2 separate regions of the Homo sapiens genome follow, and region 1 is linked to region 2. A link is a contact called in ENCODE Hi-C or POLR2A ChIA-PET data. All regions are on one chromosome and are shown on one strand. Each heading gives the region's core, a stretch centred on a gene start or an enhancer-like site at or near the end of the contact. The rest is flanking DNA. Distances are from core to core; before and after follow the strand shown.

What was found. A loop is a pair of places that touch in the nucleus more often than their neighbours do. ChIA-PET counts read pairs that join two places held with the same protein, here RNA polymerase II (POLR2A). Pooled maps may share reads with other maps.
Region 1: a loop to region 2 is called in a map of PC-3, with 9 times the contacts of the local background. The contact joins the enhancer-like site here to the promoter of ROCK1 in region 2. A Hi-C loop is called at or near these places in 32 of 168 maps with a recorded cell type or tissue (A673, CD14-positive monocyte, CD4-positive, alpha-beta memory T cell and 25 more), 5 of 37 single-sample maps with no recorded cell type and 29 of 50 pooled maps. POLR2A ChIA-PET finds 5 or more read pairs at or near these places in 7 of 52 experiments (AG04449, AG04450, HCT116 and 4 more).

Annotation. Positions count from the first base shown.
Region 1 is chr18:21,162,135-21,167,842 of GRCh38, reverse strand. All of the region lies in intron 2 of LOC107985161 (a long non-coding RNA gene), which reads left to right. Among named protein-coding and RNA genes, the nearest start is that of ROCK1, 53 kb to the right of the region's middle. Within about 2 kb of position 3,727, at least 2 of the 41 ENCODE cell types and tissues checked have a DNase peak (open chromatin) inside an H3K27ac peak, as active enhancers do; they include CD14-positive monocyte and PC-3, where a contact is called at or near this core.
Region 2 is chr18:21,108,018-21,113,852 of GRCh38, reverse strand. ROCK1 (Rho associated coiled-coil containing protein kinase 1) reads left to right here and starts at 2,040. Exons shown (of 33, transcript NM_005406.3): 1 at 2,040-3,035. The coding sequence starts at 2,943. RefSeq lists enhancers at 1,442-1,501, 1,532-1,751, 1,851-2,145, 1,799-2,387 and a silencer at 1,792-2,181.

The DNA.
Region 1 (5,708 bases), core at 2,478-4,977, 52 kb before region 2:
ATATTCATTTGCCTGGCCTGCCCTGTGGAGTTCTGTCAACACAGGTAAAAGGTTTATCCTTTACACAGAACTTGAGCGACAGCCTTTCTACTCCAGAGTAAAGCTACACCCATATATGTAAATCTGGAAGTGGAGGGGAAGGTGAATTTTTCTGCCAAGGAGCCAGTGGCTTGGGGGCTACAGGACAGCAAAGTGGGAGTTAAATGTACTCATCTAATTCTTCGTCTAGATAGGCTAGAAATAGGTCTCTTTCTATATTTGTTGGCTCTCTTAATGGAAGGATCGAAAATTCAGTGGCAGTGGTTAATACCATGACCTATGGCTCTGCTCCTCTCTGCCCTTCTTTGGGTTAAAAAGTGCAGTCTTTTCCCAAAACTTCATTTGTCCTCAGCTGTTCCTGTGTTTTAAGCCACAGAGACTATGGGGAAGAGGGCAGGACATACCTGGGTAGTGATTTGAAGGTTGTAGCTTCCTTTTTTCCATATATTTTAACTGTAGTCCCTAAATTCTAAGAGAAGATTGAGAACATTTTTGATCTGGAAAATGTCCAAAATATCTCATGAGGAAATCTCAAATTATTGGAACCTAGTTTGGAATAGCAAGCATCCTGCACTATGGCATAACACAAAGGGGAAATTTTCTAGTTCAGGACAGGAATTTGATAGGATTTATACCCTGACTTCTTTTTTAAAAAACACTTTATGTCTCCCTTTTTCCATTTTTTTTCCACATTTATTTACTGTGTGCTAGGAATTATTCAAAGCATAGTGAATCATGATGGTTTCTCTATAATTCTAGAGATGTACAAAAATAGTAGGCATCCACAAGCAAATGTTGAATTTCAATTCAGGGCTAACAAATTCAATATTAGATCAGATATGTCCTCAGGGAGCTAGATGAATTGGGAATTTTACTGTTGTCAGTTGGGGGATGTGTTAGGCCATTCTTCCACTGCTATAAAGAAATACTTAAGACTGAATAAATTATAAAGAAAATAGGTTTAATTGGCTTAAAGTTCTGCAGGCTGTACAAGCATGGCACCAGCATCTGCTTGACTTCTGGGGACACCTCAGGGAGCTTTTACTCATGGGACAAGGCAAAGCAGGAGAAGGCACCTTACATGGCGAAAGCAGGAGCAAGAGAGAGAGAGTTTGGGGAAGGCGCCACACACTTTTAAACAACCAGATCTCATGAGAGCTCACTCACTATCATGAGGACGGCACCAAGATGATAGAGCTAATCCGTTCATGAGAAATCCACCACCATGATCGAATCACCTCCCATCCCACCAGGCCCCACCTCCAACATTGGGGATTACAATTCAACGTAAGTTTCAGAGGGGATACATATCCAAAGTATATCAGGGGACTAAGACTTTTCAATGGATTCTCAGTAAACTTTATTCAAAAAAAGATTTCTCCTAAAAGATAATCCATCCATCTTGGGGTTTTTTTTGGTTTTTGTTTGTTTGTTTGTTTTGAGACAGGGTCTCACTCAGTCACCCCAGGCTGGAGTACAGTGGTATGATCTCAGCTCACTGCAACCTCTGCCCCCTGGGTTCAAGTGATTCACACCTCAGACACCCAAGTAGCTGGCATTATAGGGGTGTGCCACACTAAAAAAGCCCAGCTAATTTTTGTGTGTTGGTTTGTTTGTTTGTTTTGAGACGGAGTCTCACTCTGTCGCCCAGGATAGAGGGCAGTGGCGTGGTCTTGGCTCACTGCAATCTCTGCCTCCTGGGTTCAAGCAATTCTCCTGCCTCAGCCTCCCGAGTAGCTGGGACTATGGGCATGGGCCACCACATCTGGCTAATTTTCTGTATTTTTAGTAGAGGCGGGGTTTCACCATGTTGGGCAGGCTGGTCTCAAATGCCTGACCTCAGATGATTCACCCGCCTTGACCTGCCAAAGTGCTGGGATTACGGGAGTAAACCACTGCGCCCAGCCATTTTTGTGTTTTTTTTTTTTTTTTTTTTTTTTTGTAGAGAAAGGGTTTTGTTAGGTTGTCCAAGCTGGTCTCAAACTCCTGGCCTCAAGCGATCCACCTGCCTCGGCCTCCCAAAGTGTTGGGTTACAGGTGTGAGCCACCCCACCCGGCTGAGAATCCATCTTCTAGATAAGAAATAGAGTATATTGAGAATGAATATTTTTCTCCTGCTTTGTATGTGTGTTTACACACACACACACACATACACACACACATAATTTTAATGATGGAATTAAAAGAACTTAAATACAGGACTTAAGTTAAACTTTTATTCTCTTAGAATGGTTCAACTCTTTTATCAGTTGATGTCATAATTTAGTAGTCACATAAACACATACATAAAATGTTTTAGTTTCCTAAGTAAACCATGAAACACCAAAAATAAAATCACTGGTGGGGCGCGGTGGCTCACACCTGTAATCCCAGCACTTTGGGAGGCTGAGGCGGGCGGATAGCTTGAGTTCAGGAGTTCAAGACCAGCCTGGGCAACACGGTGAGACCCCATCTCTACTAAAAATACAAAAAAAAAAAAAAATAGCTGGGCATGCTAGTACACGCCTGTGGTCCTAGCTAATCAAGGGGCTGAGGTGGGAGGATTGATTGAGCCTGGGGGCAGAGGTTGCAGAGGGCCAAGATTGTGTCACTGCACTCCAGCCCGAGTAACAGACTGAGAACTTGTCTCAAAACATTAAAACAACAACAAAAACAAAATCACCTTAATAATAAATTAGTTTTTCTTAGTTTCTAAAGGAAATTCAGGCTTTCATTTTGACTCAAAATGATGATACATAAAATTCTTATAAATTATTATTTGGAAGCCAACAAGGAGGGTAATGACATAAATTATAAAAGTTCAAGTGGATGCCTGAAAAATATTTTTGTAACTCAGGAGATAATTGTTTACATATTGTGCAACTATATTGTTATTGTTACTGCAACTCAGGCTTTTAGAAGGAAGTTTTACATGGAAAAAATTATTTCCTACCTCCGAGTTGGTGACCAACCAATGAATTTAGAGATTAATTTCAGTATAATCTTTCAGCTGATTACTTTTAATTAAGTAGTAAAAGGAAACTACAAACAGATGAGATATGCTTTTTTTTTTTTTTGGTGTATGATTGGCAAGGGACAAAAAAACAAATTATGCTGAGTAATTGCATGGTGCATGTTTCAGCAAAGCATAAGGAGACACCAGGAAATAAATTACAGGTAAAGCTAATCAATACAAGGGCAGGGAGTTTTGAAGAAGACAGCAAAAGAAAGATTTTGTTAAAAGCGAATATGAGGAAAGTTATAAATGTGTATATTGTTAATAGCTCAAATGCCCAAATACATTTTAAGTAATGCCCTTAATTAAATGTAAATAGCAAACTTAGTAGTTACGTCAACTTCTTTCTTAGTAACATGTTTAAAGCAGATTACAAATCTCTTAGTAACAATGTAGCCGCAGTCCTTCTTGAAAAAAAAAAATTGCTTCTCTTCAGTTGGTTCTGAAAGACAATATATTTCTAGAAATGAAATTTGCTACCAATGAGGTCTTATTTTGTAGGTGAATTATGTGACTTTTAACTTGCAGTATGCTTGTTGAAAGTACATTTAATTTTCCAAAGGAAAGTTCTCCACAAGGTTAAACAAAAGGTTTAACAAAAGTTTGAAAGTCCTGCTAAAGATTTCCTAAGAGCTCTCATCTTGCTCGCTTCCATTTTACTTCTGCTTCTCTGTGGTCACTATTACTGTGCAGGAAGCAATTTTGCAAGCATTTATATGGCTGTGAGCCATGCATGAGTCAATTAGATTGCCTATTTTTTAAATCTCTCTAACAGTTTATAGAACAGACTAACCCCTTCACTCGCACTGCATCTGACTTGGATTCTGCCCTTTTGAGGAAGAATACATTAGACCAAAAAAAAAAAAAAAAAAAGGCATCTCACTGAGATGAGGACAGAAAGTATCAAACTCTTCTTCCTCTTCTCCCTTTAAAAATGCTCCACAAGGCCAGATGTGGTGGCTCATGCCTGCAATCCCAGCACTTTGGGAGGTCGAGGATCACTTGAGTCCAGGAGGTCGAGACTAGCCTGGGCAGTATAGTGAGACCCTGTCTCTAAACAGCAACAACAACAAAAACAAAAAAACAAAAGCTATACAAACTCCTCCTGAGAGTTATTTGAAATGCACATACAATGCTCAGATAACAGCAATTCTTTAGTAACAGGGTCTAACAGATCATTGTCAGCCCCCTATTCTTCCAGATTTGTTTATTTTAGGATAACTTAGCTGCATTGCAAATAACTTTCCATAAGAGATCCCCCTTCCATGAATGCAGGTCTGTATAGATAGAAGAGAAAGTGCTGTAATATAACAGCCTGTTCAGTATCCGTCTAGGCCAGTATTTAAGCTAAATATAATGGACTAATAAAAATGGGTAATACAAAAACAGGAGGTAGAATAATTTTTTTTTCTTTTTTTTGAGATGGAGTCTCACTCTTTGCCCAGGCTGGAGTGCAGTGGTGCGATCTCAGCTCACTGCAAGCTCCGCCTCGCCGGTTCACGCCATTCTTCTGCCTCAGCCTCCCGAGTAGCTGGGACTACAGGCGCCTGCCACCACGCCCGGCTAATTTTTTGTATTTTTAGTGCAGACAGGTTTCACCGTGTTAGCCAGAATGGTCTTGATTTCCTGACCTCGTGATCCGCCCGCCTCGGCCTTCCAAAGTGCTGGGATTACAGGCGTGAGCCACTGCGCCTGGCTGAATAAAAATATTTTTAATATCCTTTGGGGGCAGCAGTTTTGCCTTCCTTCCTTTTTTAGTTCCTTCCTTCTGCCTTTCATTTCTATTTGTTGATGTGGCTAATATTAGCATTAGTTTGCATTCCCTGAGCACAGAGCAGATGCCTAGGTCACTTGTGATGAGAAGTGAACTAATAATGTGCTGAAAAAATTTCATTTGGAATGTCTGCCTCATATGTTTTCATCGTAAGAACTTACTTGCCTGCCTTGATAACTGGATGCTATTTTGTTCTACATATGCCATCTCTTTTGGGCCTTCAGCAATTGATGTTGACTATTTAGCTACATAGGAGCAGGGACTGGACCTCATTTTACTCATCATTGCAGCCTAAGAACTTAGCAGAACATGACATAGAGTAGGCACTCAATAAATATTAAGGAATGAAGTGACTTTGGGTTAGTTTTTCTGATCATTTACACATGCAAATGAATAAAGACAACTGCATTGAACTAGCCATGCTAAAATTAGTTGCCCTTCCTCAAACACACCATGTTCTCTGTATCTCCCTGTATTTCCACCCATTTTTTTATTCAAGTAGAATTTCTTATAGCCAGCCTTTTACCTATACCTTCCTACTTTAGATTCCTAATTAGCCCTCATTTTTAGATGAAACAAAATTGTGATATTTCTTCCTACACACGGTGCACAGCATCTCATACAGACTGGTCTCTTATGACATTGTGATGGCTTATTGGTCTAAAAGGATGCTCTCTCCCTAGTCTATTCATTCCTTAAAGGAAGGTGAGATGGTTAATTTTATATGATGGCTTGACTGGGATACGAGATGCCCAGGCAGCTGGTTAAGCATTATTTCTGGGTGTGTATGAGGGTATATCTGGAGAGATTAGCATTGGAATAAGTGGACTCAACGAAGCAGATGGCCTTCCCCATTGTGGGTGGGCATCAGCTAATCTGTTGAGGACCTGAATAGAACAA
Region 2 (5,835 bases), core at 791-3,290:
GCGGTGAGCCGCGATCGCGACATTGCACACCAGCCTGAGCAACAAGAGTGAAACTCCATCTCAAAACAAAATAAAACAAACAAAACACCAAAAATTAGCTGGGCGTGGTGGCGTGTGCCTGTAATCCCAGCTACTCCGGAGGCTGAGGCGGGAGAATCGCTTGAACCCGGGAGGCAGAGGTTGCAGTGAGCCGAGATCGTGCCACTGCACTCCAGACTGGTAGACAAGAGTGAAACTCCGCCTCGGAGAAAAAAAAAAAAGTTAATTTAGAGTCCATCTATCTTATGGCAGAAGATAACTAGATTTAGAGTCCATCTATCTTATGGCAGAAGATAACTAGTGATGTGTCACAATAATCAGAAGAGCCTTGTAGGTAAGTAAGCTATATATGGACCCCACCTATATTTCTAGTAGATATTTCTAGAAATATATGGACCCCACATATATTTCTAGTAGTTCTGCCAGGTTGGTTATCACTTCCACTTATATTTATCAGTGTCACTCATGTATTGTCTTAACTACTTGTATTTTTTCGTATGTGTCTAAATGGAAAGCAACATAATGTTCACGGTTCTCTGAGAAACAACAAAATTCCTAATACCTAAAAATGGTAATAATAATAAAAAAAAGACAAGCAGGGTTTAGGAAATTTATTTTAGGGCAACTGCCTGATTTATTTTAAGCCCTATGCTTAAAAATAAGTCTAATTCACATGACTTAAAATGCTGGAGCCAAGAAAAGTCGCTGCAAAGGCATTTAATGAAATACCTGGTTTGTCTAGTTGTCTTTGTTATGATTTTTGTATAAACCAAGAACGTCCTATCTTGATATATATAGTGGATTTTATATCTAAATATTTCTTGTATTTAATAAATTGAAAATAGAAATAGACATTTTTTCAAACAGTGTAAGATTTTCCTAACCTCTGACTCACATCGTAAGGCTGGTGGACTGTTCAGATGCTGTACGATGCTTTTTACTCCGATGCTTTTTGGTTCATCTGTAGCATTTTCCATCATGGGGTAAAAGATCCACATTTTCTATTTCTAGTGATCCTTAATTTGGCTTCTGAGCAAAAATAAAGTTTGATGAGGAATAAATTAAGGTAGATTTCCTGCTGAAACCAGTGAAGAACATAACTTTATCAGCGGGGGTGAGTGACAAGTCTTTCACCTTTCCTCACACCACAGTCAACGAAGTAACGGAACTAGGAGAAATGCCCATTATTCTCATGTCCTACATTAGTTCTGATAAAAATCACAATTAAGTTTCACTGAATGTTTTGACATTGAAACGGCAGCATTACACGTCCAGGAGAGAACTACAGTAGGGGTGTTATGAGAACTAACACGAACGACTTAAAAATATTGATTTTTTTCTACGAGATTATTTTCCTTTAAAAAAATTAAATTGAGCTTGACTTCTATTGACTGTATCTTCCGGAGTCAGTATTTTATGGCTCCCCTGACACACACGCCTGGCGTGGGAGGGCTGAGCGCTGCAGCGCTTCGGAACTTTCCCAGTGAATCGTAAATGGGTTCAACGCCGGGGCTCGCGGAGGGCTGTCCATGGAGTACCACTGAAAACCAAACGCCACTGGTGCTCAATGCTGGTACCTGCCGACGAAAAGGCTTCTTGCCTAAAAAAGAACCTATTGCCCCACCCTAACAGCAACAAGGAGAACAAGCACTCTCTCCTCGTCAGAAGTCTCTGGACTGGCTGCAACCCAGAGGAAACAGAGCTGGGGCATCTGCCGGGACAGCGATCAGAAGCAGCCAGAGCTCCGCCTCCGTCCGGACCTCCAAGGCCGCTCCAGAGCCCTGCATGGCTCCTCAGAGCCGGCCAAGGCGAGAACCTTGCCGGCAGCTGCTTACCCGCACTCGGCTCCTCCCAGCGGTCCGCCTTCTCCACCGCCTGCCCGCAAGGCCCCGCCCACCTCACCGCCCCGCCCCACCCCACCCTGCGGAGGCGACAGAGTGCGCGCGCGCGCGCGGGGTCCCGGCTGGTTCCCCTTCCGAGCGTCCGCGCCCCGCATGCGCAGTCTGCCCCGGCGGTCTCCGTTTGTTTGAACAGGAAGGCGGACATATTAGTCCCTCTCAGCCCCCCTCGCCCCACCCCCCAGGCATTCGCCGCCGCGACTCGCCCTTTCCCCGGCTGGGACCGCAGCCCCTCCCAGAAGCTCCCCCATCAGCAGCCGCCGGGACCCAACTATCGTCTTCCTCTTCGCCCGCTCTCCAGCCTTTCCTCTGCTAAGTCTCCATCGGGCATCGACCTCGCCCTGCCCCACCGGACACCGTAGCAGCAGCCCCAGCAGCGACGGGACAAAATGGGAGAGTGAGGCTGTCCTGCGTGGACCAGCTCGTGGCCGAGACTGATCGGTGCGTCGGGCCGGGCCGAGTAGAGCCGGGGACGCGGGGCTAGACCGTCTACAGCGCCTCTGAGCGGAGCGGGCCCGGCCCGTGGCCCGAGCGGCGGCCGCAGCTGGCACAGCTCCTCACCCGCCCTTTGCTTTCGCCTTTCCTCTTCTCCCTCCCTTGTTGCCCGGAGGGAGTCTCCACCCTGCTTCTCTTTCTCTACCCGCTCCTGCCCATCTCGGGACGGGGACCCCTCCATGGCGACGGCGGCCGGGGCCCGCTAGACTGAAGCACCTCGCCGGAGCGACGAGGCTGGTGGCGACGGCGCTGTCGGCTGTCGTGAGGGGCTGCCGGGTGGGATGCGACTTTGGGCGTCCGAGCGGCTGTGGGTCGCTGTTGCCCCCGGCCCGGGGTCTGGAGAGCGGAGGTCCCCTCAGTGAGGGGAAGACGGGGGAACCGGGCGCACCTGGTGACCCTGAGGTTCCGGCTCCTCCGCCCCGCGGCTGCGAACCCACCGCGGAGGAAGTTGGTTGAAATTGCTTTCCGCTGCTGGTGCTGGTAAGAGGGCATTGTCACAGCAGCAGCAACATGTCGACTGGGGACAGTTTTGAGACTCGATTTGAAAAAATGGACAACCTGCTGCGGGATCCCAAATCGGAAGTGAATTCGGATTGTTTGCTGGTGAGTAGCGCTGTTCTCTTTTGCTTGTCTGGGGTTTTGCATGTCTTTCCTTCCTCTTGCATTAGTCTGGTTCGCTGCAAAAGTCTCAGGTGTGCATAATCGTCTTGGAAAATGCTAGATTTCTGTTTCCTGAAGAATCTTGGAGTACCATTAACATCTCATGGTGTGGTCCTATTTGCCATTTGACTGGCTCTGTACTAACTACTCTGAACTTTTAATTCTGACTCAGTTCATGAGTACCCGAAAGATACTTACAAACTGCTATTGCAGGCATCCTATAAAAAGTTATCACGTCAGAGTTACTGCAATGTATACAGTTTGTTGAATGGCGATCGTAGTAATTAATGTTAATCTTTCTGATCCGTTTGACAGTTAAATTGGAAAGACTACTTTGCATTTTTTTTCCTTTTTGCGATTTAGCTCCTAGGGGTTTAGTTTTTAGCCTTGAAAATGATAACGGAGAATTGCTATTGAGGAAGTGATTTTTGAGCCAAAATTTCATAGGTGATTTGAGTTTGAAGGAACTTTTTGCTAAACTATTGTAAAAAACCAAGATAATTGGTCATAGGTAATTACAGTGTTAACTTATTTTATTGTATTATTGGTTACAAAAGTACGTACCATACAGTTATTGTAACTGTCTTTTTGGTGGTGTGGCACTTAACATTGTCACTTGTAAAACATTCTAAAGAGGGTTTTATGACATGAAAAACCACAATCCCATTTTAAAAATAGTTAAGTGGTTGATAATACAGTTATCTGTAAATAATTGGAATTCTTAGGTTTGATACATTTCCTCTGTAAATGTATCAAAGTTGTTCAGAGTTTCTGAACAACTAAGGGTTATATAATATTTCTTGGTCCAAACAAAACCACATAATCTCTAAAATAAGGTTTCAGGGAGCATGTATATGGACAGGATTTCACAATGTCTTCGGTGAAATAATGTTAGATATGCTCAATTTTGGGGATTAAGATTAAGGAAACAAAATAATACCATTCAAAGAAATAATACAATTCAAAAATCGCATCTTGAATCAAAGGAAAATTAATGTAGATTGTTTAAAATTAACGTGCATTTCAGTTACTCTAAATTTCTGTTTATTTGTATTTTTCCACGTGTATGGGTTTTACAACAAGCTTCCCAAAGCTTTCAGAATTGTTGTAAGCATCCCTGACCAGGAAATAAGACTATTGTGGGTTGTTTGAAATGTCTCACCACATTATGGATGCTCTTTATATTGAGAGATAGTAAAGAAGGTTGATGCGTAATAGATTTTAAAACATTTTATTAAACGAGATAAGTGGAAGGAATTAGAATATATCTTGTAGTAAGGATTTCTATAACTTCTAAGAAGTCTGATTTATCTTTTAATATTTATCCAGTTTTCATATATTTTTGATTTTATTTTGCTTTTCGATCTCCTTATTACATGAGTGGTGTTATAGGGAGGGTTTAGTAGCTTTCTTTTTCTTTAAATCATCTTCTGGCCTCTTGCTATAGCTTCATTTGGTGGGGACCTTTATTTACATGTGGAGGATACAAGGAAATATAAGTCATGACTCTTTCCCTGAGAGTCCAATCTATTTAATGGAAGACAAAACCTTGTCTCACATATATACACAGAAACAAAGCTAAACACTTCACAGATTGAGAAAATGTGATAAATTCCAGATGATTGTTTAGATAATGTATGTTCTTGGAAATTGAGAGAAAGAAGTCACTGTGAGTTGAGAGAGCCAAAGTATGTTTTATAATGGATGGATAGGATTTAGGTAGAGGGTACTCAAGAGGAGTGGAGGATAACGTGAATAGAGGGTGGAGACATGACTGGCTATGACATGTTTGGGGAAACAAGGAAGATAAGGTTGGAAGGAAATATTAGCGTTAGATTGTGGAGGATTTGATTGGTAGGCTAAGGATTTTGGATTGCCTTTACACTGTTGTGGCTATTAAATATTTATAAATAAGACCGTGCTAGGATGAATGAAGAAGATGAATCTGGTGTGTGGAAGATGGGTTAGCATGGGAAAAGATTGGAGAGACAGTGAGATTGGACAGTTTTTTAAAATTGTTATTATTGTAATAGTCCAGAAATGATTGAAGCCCAAAATTGGGGCATGAGAATGAGAAAAGAAGAATTAATGGAACTTTATTGGCAGGGAAAAGATGGGGAACCAAAGAGAGAGGCAATAGTCAGATGACTCTAAAGAGGTTGAGCCTGGATTATAGGGAGAATGGTAAAAATAGCAAAGTCAGGTTTGGAAATTGCTTGTGAAGAATAGGCCTACAGATAAATTCAATTTTAGATTCGTTGTGTTTGAGGGGATAGTGGAGCAATCATGAGAAAATGACCTGTAGACTGTTGGAGATACAGAACTGAGCTCATAATTACAGATAATGATTTAGAAGTCATTTGCACAAAGGTGCAAGTTGATATAATGGTAAAGGGAGAAACAATGGAGGGAAAAATGAGGGTGAAAGATGAAGGTTGAACAAAGAGGAAGAGTGGAGGAGGTAAGCCATCAAGGCCTCCAGAGTTAGGACAGCCAGGTATCATGGAGCCCAACACTTCTAAAACAACATTTTGTTAAAGAGAATAGTCAACAGACAGATTTGGTTGTTTTTTCCCCTTCAAATCTTATAATCTTGTCCTCTTTTTCTGTTTAGTTCCACAGCTGTTTATTGATAGCTGTTACTGAAATTTTATTACCCCGTCAATCTGAACTTGGTAAAGACTGAATTTTCCTTTTTTTTTTTCTGAGATGGAATCTCACTCTGTTGCCCAGGCTGGAGTGC